2 separate regions of the Homo sapiens genome follow, and region 2 is linked to region 1. Evidence: read pairs that join two places in POLR2A ChIA-PET (ENCODE). Cell type or tissue: OCI-LY7. All regions are shown on one strand. Links, peaks and the distances in the headings refer to the core of each region. The heading gives the core; the rest is flanking DNA.

Region 1 (5,385 bases), core at 200-5,199:
CTCCAATCGTTAAATCCAGTATGTTTCTACTTTATCGATGTTTTAAAAAACATTTCCTGTTGACCTTTAATTTTAAGGTCTGCTCAATAAACTTTTGCCAAAGGATGGTCTTTGAGTTCTTAGACAAGAAATCATTATCTTCTTCCTGACCCTTAAAATTGGCTGTGCCATAGTTTGCTGAACCATCTGGTACTGTAAAGCAGTTTTAGGATGAAGGCCATTATTTGTGTAACTTATTAAGACAGGAGGCTTGAAAGCTGGGAATTAACTGCAGAGGGTGGGGGAAGTGTGTCACAGTGTTTGCAGGAAAGATGTGTAGCACATCCTCAGCTGGTGGTTGCATAGGACTCTCCACAGTAAGTGACTTGCTTGCATGGATCCTAATGGTAGGTCGGGCTTGTCTGAAGTCTGCCATCTTATTTCTTGTATATCGGACCTCCCTGGCATCAGAGTCTCAAATATTTTGCAATCTAAGGCTTATTTCCCACACATAAATATTCCTTTCTAGCTACTAATCTCTTTCTTCACATATGCAGACTTCCTAAAAGAATGATTTATACACAGTGCTTCTGCTTTTTCACCTCCTATTTACTCCACAACCTGGCATCGTCCTCACCTAAGCATTTTACTGAGACTGCTTTTGATACAGTCACTAGCACTTCCAAAGGATACTTTCTATTCCTTTTCCTACTTGACGTATTTGTTGGATTTGTCCCTCAGAGTTCACTCAGCATTTGCCCCTAAACAGATGAGACAGATGTCCCATAGTAATTTTAACAGGGAAAGCTTAACATACAGCAGAGGTTGATAAGCCATATCCCATGGGCTAAATTTAGCTTACCACAGGTCAAATCAAGCTACCCCATTCATTTATAATTGTCTGTGCTTTTGTGCTACAGCTGGCAGAGGCTCACAGTTGGGCAGAGAAAAAAAATTTGCTGACTCCTGATATAATTAACTATAAGGGGATTATCTGTAAAAGGACAGAGATGACTCTAAAGAATCCCCTGGGCTGACAGACAGTGCCCAAAGGAGATATAAACTTAGAGGGGGCTCTCTGCAAGGCTGGGATTCCTACCTTGTTGGAGGTGTGGCTATAGCTCCCTGAATGGTGGAGAGACTTACTGAGTTACTGGGGCCATAGCTGATCCACAGTTGCTGGGGAAGGAGAGGACACTGTTCCTAATTAAAGGCGGAGTGACGCTGGAAGGCAGGGAACCACACCACGAATGATGGGCAGGAAACACCTCTCCAGGATGCTGGTAGGGTGAAGCTGGGGGATTGACTGTGAGGTTGTCTGTCAGATTCAGTAAGAATCTGAGTAGGGGGTGGGGCTACTGAAACTTGATGGGAAGCTGCCCAATGTGGGTACTGCTGAAACTTGATGGAGTTGAGTACCACTGGATATCCTCACACAGGATGCTGAAATGAAAATGCAACAAATGGAAAACATGGAACCAGAAAGAGAAGCGCCTTCCTTCTGCAGTGTCCTTTTAAAAAATCATTATTATTATTATTATTATTTGGTTTCAATAGCTTTAGGGCAGGGGTCCCCAACCTTTTTGGCACCAGAGGCACTTTTCATGGAGGACAATTTTTTCACAGACTGGGAGGCAGAGAGAAGGATGGTTTTGGGATGATTCAAGTGCATTGCATTTATTGTGTACTTTATTTCTGTTATTATTACACTGTAATATATAAAGAAATAATTATGCAACTCACCATAGAGTCAGTGGGAGCCCTGAGCTTTTTTTTCCTGCAACTAGACAGTCCCGTCTTGGGGTCATGGGAGACAGTGACACCCAAAGTGTGTTGCTTACGTCCATTCTACTCTGTAGTCTCATTTTTGTTGCTGTCACTGCAGAAAAACCTGCTTCACAAAGATAAGATGTTGGAAATGGAAGCAGGCTTTTTGGTGCACAAGGCAATCTCAGGATATTTTGCCTTGACTTAAATCCAGAACATATAGAGGTTTGAAGTTGTCTCAGACATACTTTTAAGGCCAGAGTCATTTGCAATCTCAGGAAGTTGATCCTCTTCTAGCATGGACAAAGTTGATTCACCTGGTTTATTTACAAGTGGGTTGCGGAACCATTTCTTCCCAATTTGGGGATCTTTTATGGTTGAGAAGTATGTTGGTCCATTCTCATGCTGCTATGAAGAAATACCCGAGACTGGGTAATTTATAAAGGAAAGAGGTTTAATTGACCCATAGTTCCGCATGGCTGCGGAGGCCTCAGGAAACCTACAATCGTGGTGGAAGGGATGCAAACACATCCTTCTTCACATGGCATCAGGAGAGAGAAGTGCCAGGTGAAGGAGGAAAAGCCCCTTATAAAACCATCAGATCTTGTGAGAACTCACTACTATCATGAGAACAGCATGGGGGTAACTGCCCCTATGAGTCAATTACCTCCCACCAGTCTCTCCCACGACACATGGGGATTACGAGAACTACAATTCAAGATGAGATTTGGGTGGAGACACAGCCAGACTATATTAGGAAGTAATACTCAAACTCCTTTGAAAGCTGAGATAGATGATCATACACCAGCTGGGAGAAAGAAGGCCCTGGCTCAGTCTCTTTCAAAATCTCTGCTAATATTTGAAACATGTCAAAAATCCCAATGTTCACTGGTTGCCCCCATAATTCTAGTTTTCTCTGAATGCATCCACTTTATCTGCTGACTTGAACACAGTTGTCGTTTTCCCGTGAAGTGACAGGTTGAGTTTGTGGAGCAGGTTGAATTTGAATATGTCAGTCACACAAGTAAACAAGTTTTACAACCCATTCTGTGTCACTGAAATGTGCTGCCAGTAGTGACTGTATTTCTAAAAGAACTCTCTGGAGCAGCTGTTGTAACTCAAAATCTCTGGCCAGTGATCTACCTTTAGAAAGCCATCTCACTTCTGTGTATAAGAGATGATGTGTGTGCTCTGCATCTCCTCACAGAGCTGCAAGAACAGACATGAGTTAAGGGCATGTACTTTAATGTGGCTGATAATTTTAATCACATCCTGCAAAACGTTGTTAGGTTCAGGTGACATTGTTCAGCTACCCAGCATTTCTCCATGGATGACACAGTGCATAGACTCATATTCAGAAGCACCCTCTTTGACTTGAGTAGTGAAACCAGCAAGCCGTTCAGTCATGGCAGCTGCTTCGTCTGTGCACATACCAACACAAAATGACCAATGTGGTTTTCCTGTTAGGTAATCATTCAAAGACTTTAATAGTTCTGCAGCTGTGGTGTTGGTTGGCAACAAAAGTACGCATATCGTATCCTCATGCACATCCTCCTGAAAAATATATCACATAAAAACAAGCATTCTTGCCTTATCGTCAACATTGACAGGCTCATCAACCTGGATTGCATACCACGATGACTCATTAATCCTCTTTAACAGTTGTACCTCACTATCCTCTGTTATTTCATCATTCATCTAGTTATAGTGCTAGCCAAAAGAGGAACACGTGCCACCTTTTGAACTGCAACCTCTCCTAAAAGTTCATGACAAATGTCCTTAGCAGCAAGCAGGTCAACTCTTCACCAATAGTAAAGGACTTCTTAGCTTTAGCAATGTGGTTAGCCACTGAGAATGATGCTCGCAGTACAGATGCATTTGATGAAGTGGTGGCCTTCAATAATTGCTTCTGTTCTTTGTGTTCATGTTTTTTTCTTTTGAAAAACTCCAGAGGCTTGTCTTTTAATGCAGTGTGCATGGTCTCCATGTGGTGAAGCAGTTTTGAAGGTTTCGTGGCTTTATTGCATAGCTGGTCATCACATACACAAAGCAGGCTTGGAGAAGGCGAATCACCTGTTGCAATGAACTCTTAATTTAAGGAGGACTCTTGGTAATTTTTTTAAATGGAGTTTTCTTCTTGTTGGCACTTTTAGCATCTTCTGCTGTCCCATCATTGGATCTTTCCCCCTTTTCAAAGAAGCTCTCCAGTGACATTTGTTTTTTACTCATTTTGGCTAGGGGTAGCTTGCGGGCTTACCAAAACAGTGACTGAGACAAGTGCATAGTGCAGGAAAGAGGTATGGACAGAAGTGGTAAATAAAATAATGGGCGGGCCATGTGCGGACTGAAGTATCAGATCCTGACTTAAAGCCTGCCGCCAGATGCAGCTTGTCACTTGCCACTCACTGATAGGGTTTTGATATGAGTCTGCAAGCAGTAGATTTACTACGGTCTCTGGGCAGTCAAACCTCTCTGCTAATGTTAATTTGTATTTGTAGCTGCTCCCAGCACTAGAATCACCACCTCAGCTCCACCTCAGGTCATCAGACATTAGATTCTCATAAGGAACACACAACCTAGATCCCTTGCATGTACAGTTCACAGTAGAGCTTGTGCTCCTAGGACAATCTAATGCCACCGCTGATCTGACAGAAAGTGGAGCTCAGGTGGTAATGCAAGTGAAGGGGGCAGCTGTAAATACAGATGAAACTTTGCTCACCCACCCGCTGTTCACCTGCTGCTCTGCATCCCGGTTCCTAACAGGCCACGGACTGGTAGTGGTCCTTGGCTCATGGCTGGAGACCCCTGCTTTAGGATGTAAGTGGTTTTTGGTTACATGGATGAATCGTATAGTGGTGAAGTCTGGGATTTTAGGCACCTGTCACCTGAGTAGTGTACATTGTACCCAATAGGTAGTTTTTCATCCCTCAACCCCCTCTCACACTGCCCCCTTCCAAGTCTCCAGTGTCCACTCTACCACTCTGTATGTCTTTGTGTACTCATAGCTTAGCTCCCACTTGTAAGTGAGAACATGAAATAGTTGGCTTTTGATTTCTGAGTTACTTAGAATAATAGCCTCCAGTTCTAACCAAGTTGCTGCAAAATACATTATTTTGTTCTTCTTTATGGCTGAGTAGTATTCCATGGTATACATATATACCACATTTTCCTTATGCACTCATCAGTTGATGGGCACTTAGGTTGATTCCATATCGTTGCAATTGTGAATTGTGCTGTGACAAACATAGATGTGCAGATGTCTTTTTGACATAGTGACTTATTTTCCTTTGGGTAGATACCCTGTAGTGGGATTCCTGATTCAAATGATAGATCTACTTTTAGTTCTTTGAGAAATCTCCATACTATTTTCCATAGAGGTTGTACTGATTTACATTTCCATCAGTAGTGTATAAGCATTCTCATTTCATTACATCCACACCAATATCTATTGTTGTTTGACATTTTAATAATGGCCATTCTGCTGGGATAAGATGGTATCTTATTGTGGCTTTCATTTGGATTTCTCTGATTAGTGATGTTGATCATTTTTTTTCATGTTTGTTGGCCATTTGTATATCTTCTTTTGAGAACTGTCTGTTTATGTCATTTGCCCACTTTTTAATAGGATTACTTTTTTTT
Region 2 (5,385 bases), core at 315-5,314, 49 kb before region 1:
GTGTTAAAGATGCAATGTATAACTTGTACACCATAATAACCAAATATGATACAAGGCTCTTTGGGAATGTACAGCCTGCTAGAGTTTGGAGATGGTTCAAAGTGTTCTATCTCTGGCTCATTTTACATTGCTTCAATAATCCCTTTAACTTCCCTGAGAATGCCCATGAGTGTATTATAACTCAAGTGATCAACAACTACAATTGAGCCCTTTCTGATATGCTCCTTTATGTTAATAAATATGGCCACACCACTAACAAGACTGGCTTTTGCCTCTTTATGGTTAAAGATGAGTTTTGATGCTGCCAGTGCCTTCATATTGATCATGTCTCTGGCTGCAGTTGGATTTTCAGATATATTTAAAATTACTTTCAAAACAAGATGTCTGGTTTTGTACTTTCTCAAGGATGGCAAATGAAAAAGCTCTGAAAAGTCACCGGCAACAATGTAGTGATGGACAAAATCAGTAGTCAGTTGCCCTAGTATCTTTGATCCAGATTGCTGTCCAGGTGAGTTCAAAGGAAATGACATGGTGTCTTTACACATATGCTTAACATGTAATTCAATTTTGCATTGTCTTTCATCCCCAGAAGGAGGATTCAGAGTAATTACTCATAAGAAAATTAGTAATTTTCTCATTTCTGGGGAAGGAAAACTGAGCAAGCTTTCAATAAGCATCATTATACCATTTCATTAATAAACTCTTGGGCAAATGGGTGAACGTTATGGATACCCATTGCAATCTGTGCTCTTTTATGAACAAGAGGATCAGTAGTTGACTTAAGTAAGTTAACAAGTTGTTCAAATTCCTCAGAGTCCACATAGCATTCCATTTTGCAAGAGTAAGCAAATGGCTTAATCCCATTTACCTCCCTAATCCTGATTTGGTGTCTAATCTCATCTATGGTCTGGATGCAAGGGTCGGAACCAAAAGGACACTCAGGGATGGGCTGTGAGCATGAGTTAGTGTTCCTACAAGGGCAGGCTGTTGCCACAGGCAAAGAATAGGCATTTTCTTCAGCTGAGGCCAAAACAATATATGAAGGAGGGCTTGCCTTAGATGCCTGGGATCTAATCCGAATACTGCTGGAGTTACAGCAGGGGCTTTGGGCCAGATAGTTACCTCAGACCAGTCCTTGGGCCTATTTTTTTTTTCCATTAATTTCATCCACAGGCTGAGATCTAACTATCCTACTCACAGATTGAGGATTAGGGTCAAAACTAGCATCATCTCCTTCCCAAAACCAGTTCCCAATGACATTCTCTTCCTCCTCTTCCTCAGCCCCAGACCTAGGTTTGCAACTGGCCCCAGTCACAGGCTCCAACTCCTCAGCACAGACCTGGGCACCAATTTCAGGTTTATCATTCTTAGCACCGGAATGATTACCAGCCTCTTCTCCATTTCAGAACCAGGAATTGATAGTGGCCTCTTCCTCAGCCCAGACCCAGGCATCAATACCAGCCCCATTTTTACATGTGGAGCTGGTGGACTCATTCCCAGCCTCGGGACTGAAATCTCCAGTGGCTTTGCCCAGAGCCTTAGGCTCTGACAGGGGCTCCTTCCTTCATCTCAGCACCGACCTTGTTCTTAGACACTGCCTTCATCTCTGCCACTGCATCTGTCAGAGACCCTGGCTTGTCTTTTGCTTTGGCCCAGGTATTGGCTACAGGCCTAACCACACCCGTAGCCTCCCTCTCTTCTCCAGCTTTAGCTTGTATAGCAGACTCTTTTCCGCTTTGGCCTGGCCTCTTGTCTTATTCTTAGTCCCAGTCATGGTTGAAGCCCAGTTACTTGGCCCTGTCCATCTTGTCCTTGGTTCTCAAGGTGTCCTAGGCTGATGTCTTAATACTCTTTCACTGTGTCAGGGAAAAACTTGGTAGCGAGAGTTAGAGTCAACTTTCAGTTCAGCAGTCACTATGTTCTCTTGCCAAACATGCAGCCTCTGTCAACGATACAGAGGGCAGAGGCACGCTTGGGCTAGGGAAGAATGATTGTTCCCTAGTGCAGACCTGCTGAAGCTGATGGTCGTCCGACAATCCAAAGCCACCACAGCTACCAGCGGTGATGGACCTTGGATCCAAATGAATAGTTTTTGTTCTCTTTCTTAGTTAACTCCCTAGTGAACAGCTACCTACAGATCTCTACAGGAACCTAGAAAGGAACAGACCTCATCACCACCTATGTCAGCCTGCTCACATAGCAAGGGTCCTCAGAAGATGCTATCCTTCCCACAAAAGAAGAGTCCTCTAGCTAGAGAAGAGTCACAGCCTCCACACGCCCAGGGCCCAGGTCATCAGCCTCCCATCCTCTCCTCTGTTGTCCTCTGGCTGCTCCTCACTTGGATTCCCACTGCTTTCCCCATGATCTGAATGGCAAAGAGTCGTCCTGCTCCTGACGCCACTGCATCAAACTCAATATTCTATTTTTAAAAAAACCTTCTTGAGAATCTGGAACCATGCCCTTGCCCATAAACTTGTGTGTTTTGGTTGGCATTTAAACTACTGGATGGCTGAGACACCTCCCAAGCTGAGATAGTATCATAAAATATATCCCTGAGCAGTGAAATCCCTGATGTTGCTGTTGGAAACAATTGTGGAACTCCCCTTGAGCCATTTTCTCAATGATAAATGAGTTTATAATCCTAAATTATAAAATAAAAAGGTAACAATTCACCATGAAAGAGCCATTAAGATCTCACAGTTTTCAAACTGACACCCCCAAGAATTACAGAGAATAGAATGATTTCAAAGTGATTATAAAATAAGTTTTTTTAAAAACTAATTCAGGACATAAAAGACATGATCAAAACCACAAAAATGAACAGATATATGAAACAGAACAGACAACCGAAATATAACAGAAATGGATTAGACAGAAGAGTAGTTAGCTGAAGAATAGTGGCCTGGAAATATATGTAAAGCTAAGAAACCAGATAAAATGTAGCACAGAGAGATATCATATTAGAAAACACAAAAGAGAAGTTAAAAGGCAAGAATGAAAGATGGATGATCCAACTTACATCTAATAGGACTCACATGAGAAAAGAATAGAGAAAATGAGGACAGACAATATTAAAGAGATAATGGCTAAGAACTTCTCATTCAAAATAGAACAATGAATTCAAAGCAGGGTAAATAAAAATTCATCAATATCTACACATATTACAGGAAAACTGTTAAACATTAAAGACAAAGAGATCTTAAAAGCAAATAAAAGTCAAAGATGAAAACATCAAGAGAAGGATAACTGAGCTGGTGGCAGATTTCTTAACAGCAAGAGAGGGTACAATAACAGTAAAATTCTATCTTAATCCCTGCGTGGGGAGAGAAGGAAAAAGTGGATAGTGGCAGAGCTTTAGTTGTTGCTGTAACATTTTATTTATTTAAAAAATAAAAGAGAAACCTAAGTTAAAGCCAATTGTTAACTTCTGGTTAATTTTGATGGTAGCACATAGTTATCTGTGTTGCTATTTTTGTGCTTTCATATGCATTAAAGATGGAAAAGGGTTAATTATAGAAAAAAAAGAGTGGAAATAAAGAATGTTCCCACAAAAATGAATAGCTTGTGCAAGCAATAAGAGCAGCAGAGTGAATGACACATTCTAGGATGTAAAAATAGTTCGAAGTGGCTGAAATAAAATTCTAGAATATAAAAATAGTTCAAAGTGGCTGAAATAATAGAAGTGACTAAAGTGGAGGGAAACTAGTAAAAGATCTGCCTGCAAAGAGAAGCAAGCAGGGCCAGATCACGGGGACTTCATAAACCATGTGAAGAGTCTGAAATTTTCTGAAGAGCAATGGAAGCCAATAGCGTATTTTACTCAAGAGACCGAGACCCCATCCGCAGTACAGGCTGATCACCCTCACTGCTGTGTTTAGCAAGAACAAAAGAAACTCCATTTCCATTCAGGTGGAAAAAAATGTTAGTGGTGAGAACTCAGATGAAAACAAATGAAATGGAGACAGATTCAAGATATATTTAGACTAGTAATAATTAATAATGGATTTGATATTAGGGATGAGTGAGAAGAAAGTATCAAGAATAATCCTATGTGTCTGTTTTTCTTTGTCTTTAAATACTGATTTTATGTTTTTAGTTTTCTCTTATTTTTAATTAGCACATATTTTTGGAATACGGTATGCTGTTTTGATACATGTATACATTGTATAATGATCAAATCAGAGTAATTTGCAAATCCATCACCTCAAACATTTATCATTTCTTTGTGGTGAGAACATTCAACATCATCTCTTCTAGCTATTTGGAAATAAACAATACATTATTGTTAACATAGTCACCCTACTGTGCAATAGAACATCAGAATTTATTCCTCCTACCTAACTGTAACTTTATACCTGTTGACCAACCTCTCCTCATTTCTTCCTCCCCCTACCCTCTGCACAGCCTTTGGTAACCACTATCCTACTCTCTGCTTCTATGAGATCAATGTCATTAGACTCCACATATGCATGATGTTAGACTCCACATATGCATGATGCTTCTACGAGATCAATGTTGTTAGACTCCACATATGCATGAGATCATGCACCACTTGTCTTTCTGTGTCTGGCCAATTTCACTTAACATGATATCCTCCAGGTTCATCCATGTTGTTGCAGATGACTATGCTGTTTTGAGCATCCGGGTAACCGATGGATCCATTCACTGAGATGGGTATACAGATAGTTTTGGCCAAGAAGATAATAATGTCACCTTTGGAAATGTTAAATATAAGGACACTGTATGATATTTTAGTGAGCAATTGGATGAAATAAGTTTAGTGCTCAGAAAAGAGACCTGGCTTACAGATCTGAAATTCAAATTCATTAGAATCTCATTAGATGTATGAATGGGAGTAGGCGAGGCTGGAGAAGTGTGGCATGAGATAAGAACCTCAAAACCATCCAGCATCATTTAAATGATAGGTAGAGGAAGAAAGAGAAGCTGGTACAGAAAGGCAGATGTGCAAACAGAGAAGATGAAAGAGAAAATGGGTATGGCAGCCACAGAGATGCACCACTCAGATCTCCCTCCAGGAAACAGCTTTCTGTGTAACTGTCAGGAGGCAGTTAGCTGCCAGCCTCCATCTGCAGCACCTGCAGGAACTGTCACAGTGTTTTAACCAAGGCTCTACTCTTCCCGGGAAGCCCACAGCCCAGGGCTGAGCATGGCAGTGGTGCTAGAGCCTGGCTTCTATGCCTAATGTGGGTCCCTCTAACAGGCAGTCTTTGCTCTAGAGCTCCCCATTGGTTTGGCCAAGATTTTGTCAGCTCTGTAGCACAGTCTGGGGCTCTCCCCCTTTATCTTTCACAGATGTTATCTTTCAATGAACCACTTGCACTCCTAACGCTGTCTCAGCATCTGCTTCCCAGAATAACTGAACTG

The links. ChIA-PET counts read pairs that join two places held together with the same protein. Peaks named below come from ENCODE experiments on the same cell type or tissue, not always from the same donor. Only the 100,000 strongest peaks of a DNase experiment are listed, where the experiment ranks them.
Region 2: POLR2A ChIA-PET joins it to region 1 with 6 read pairs; 6 of 35 experiments call an interaction of 5 or more read pairs at or near these places.

What each region holds. Positions count from the first base shown.
Region 1 is chr14:80,929,028-80,934,412 of GRCh38, reverse strand. All of the region lies in intron 2 of CEP128 (centrosomal protein 128), which reads left to right. Among named protein-coding and RNA genes, the nearest start is that of CEP128, 10 kb to the left of the region's middle. RefSeq lists enhancers at 2,426-2,475, 3,286-3,355, 3,376-3,505. In OCI-LY7, for the core only: no CTCF peak of the experiment used is centred there; DNase peaks (open chromatin) are centred at 3,182, 4,102 and 4,382; H3K4me3 peaks cover 3,158 bases; H3K27ac peaks cover 4,965 bases.
Region 2 is chr14:80,978,377-80,983,761 of GRCh38, reverse strand. All of the region lies in intron 1 of TSHR (thyroid stimulating hormone receptor), which reads right to left. It also overlaps the pseudogene GPRASP3P1. Among named protein-coding and RNA genes, the nearest start is that of TSHR, 25 kb to the right of the region's middle. In OCI-LY7, for the core only: no CTCF peak of the experiment used is centred there; a DNase peak (open chromatin) is centred at 5,091; H3K4me3 peaks cover 1,195 bases; H3K27ac peaks cover 1,860 bases.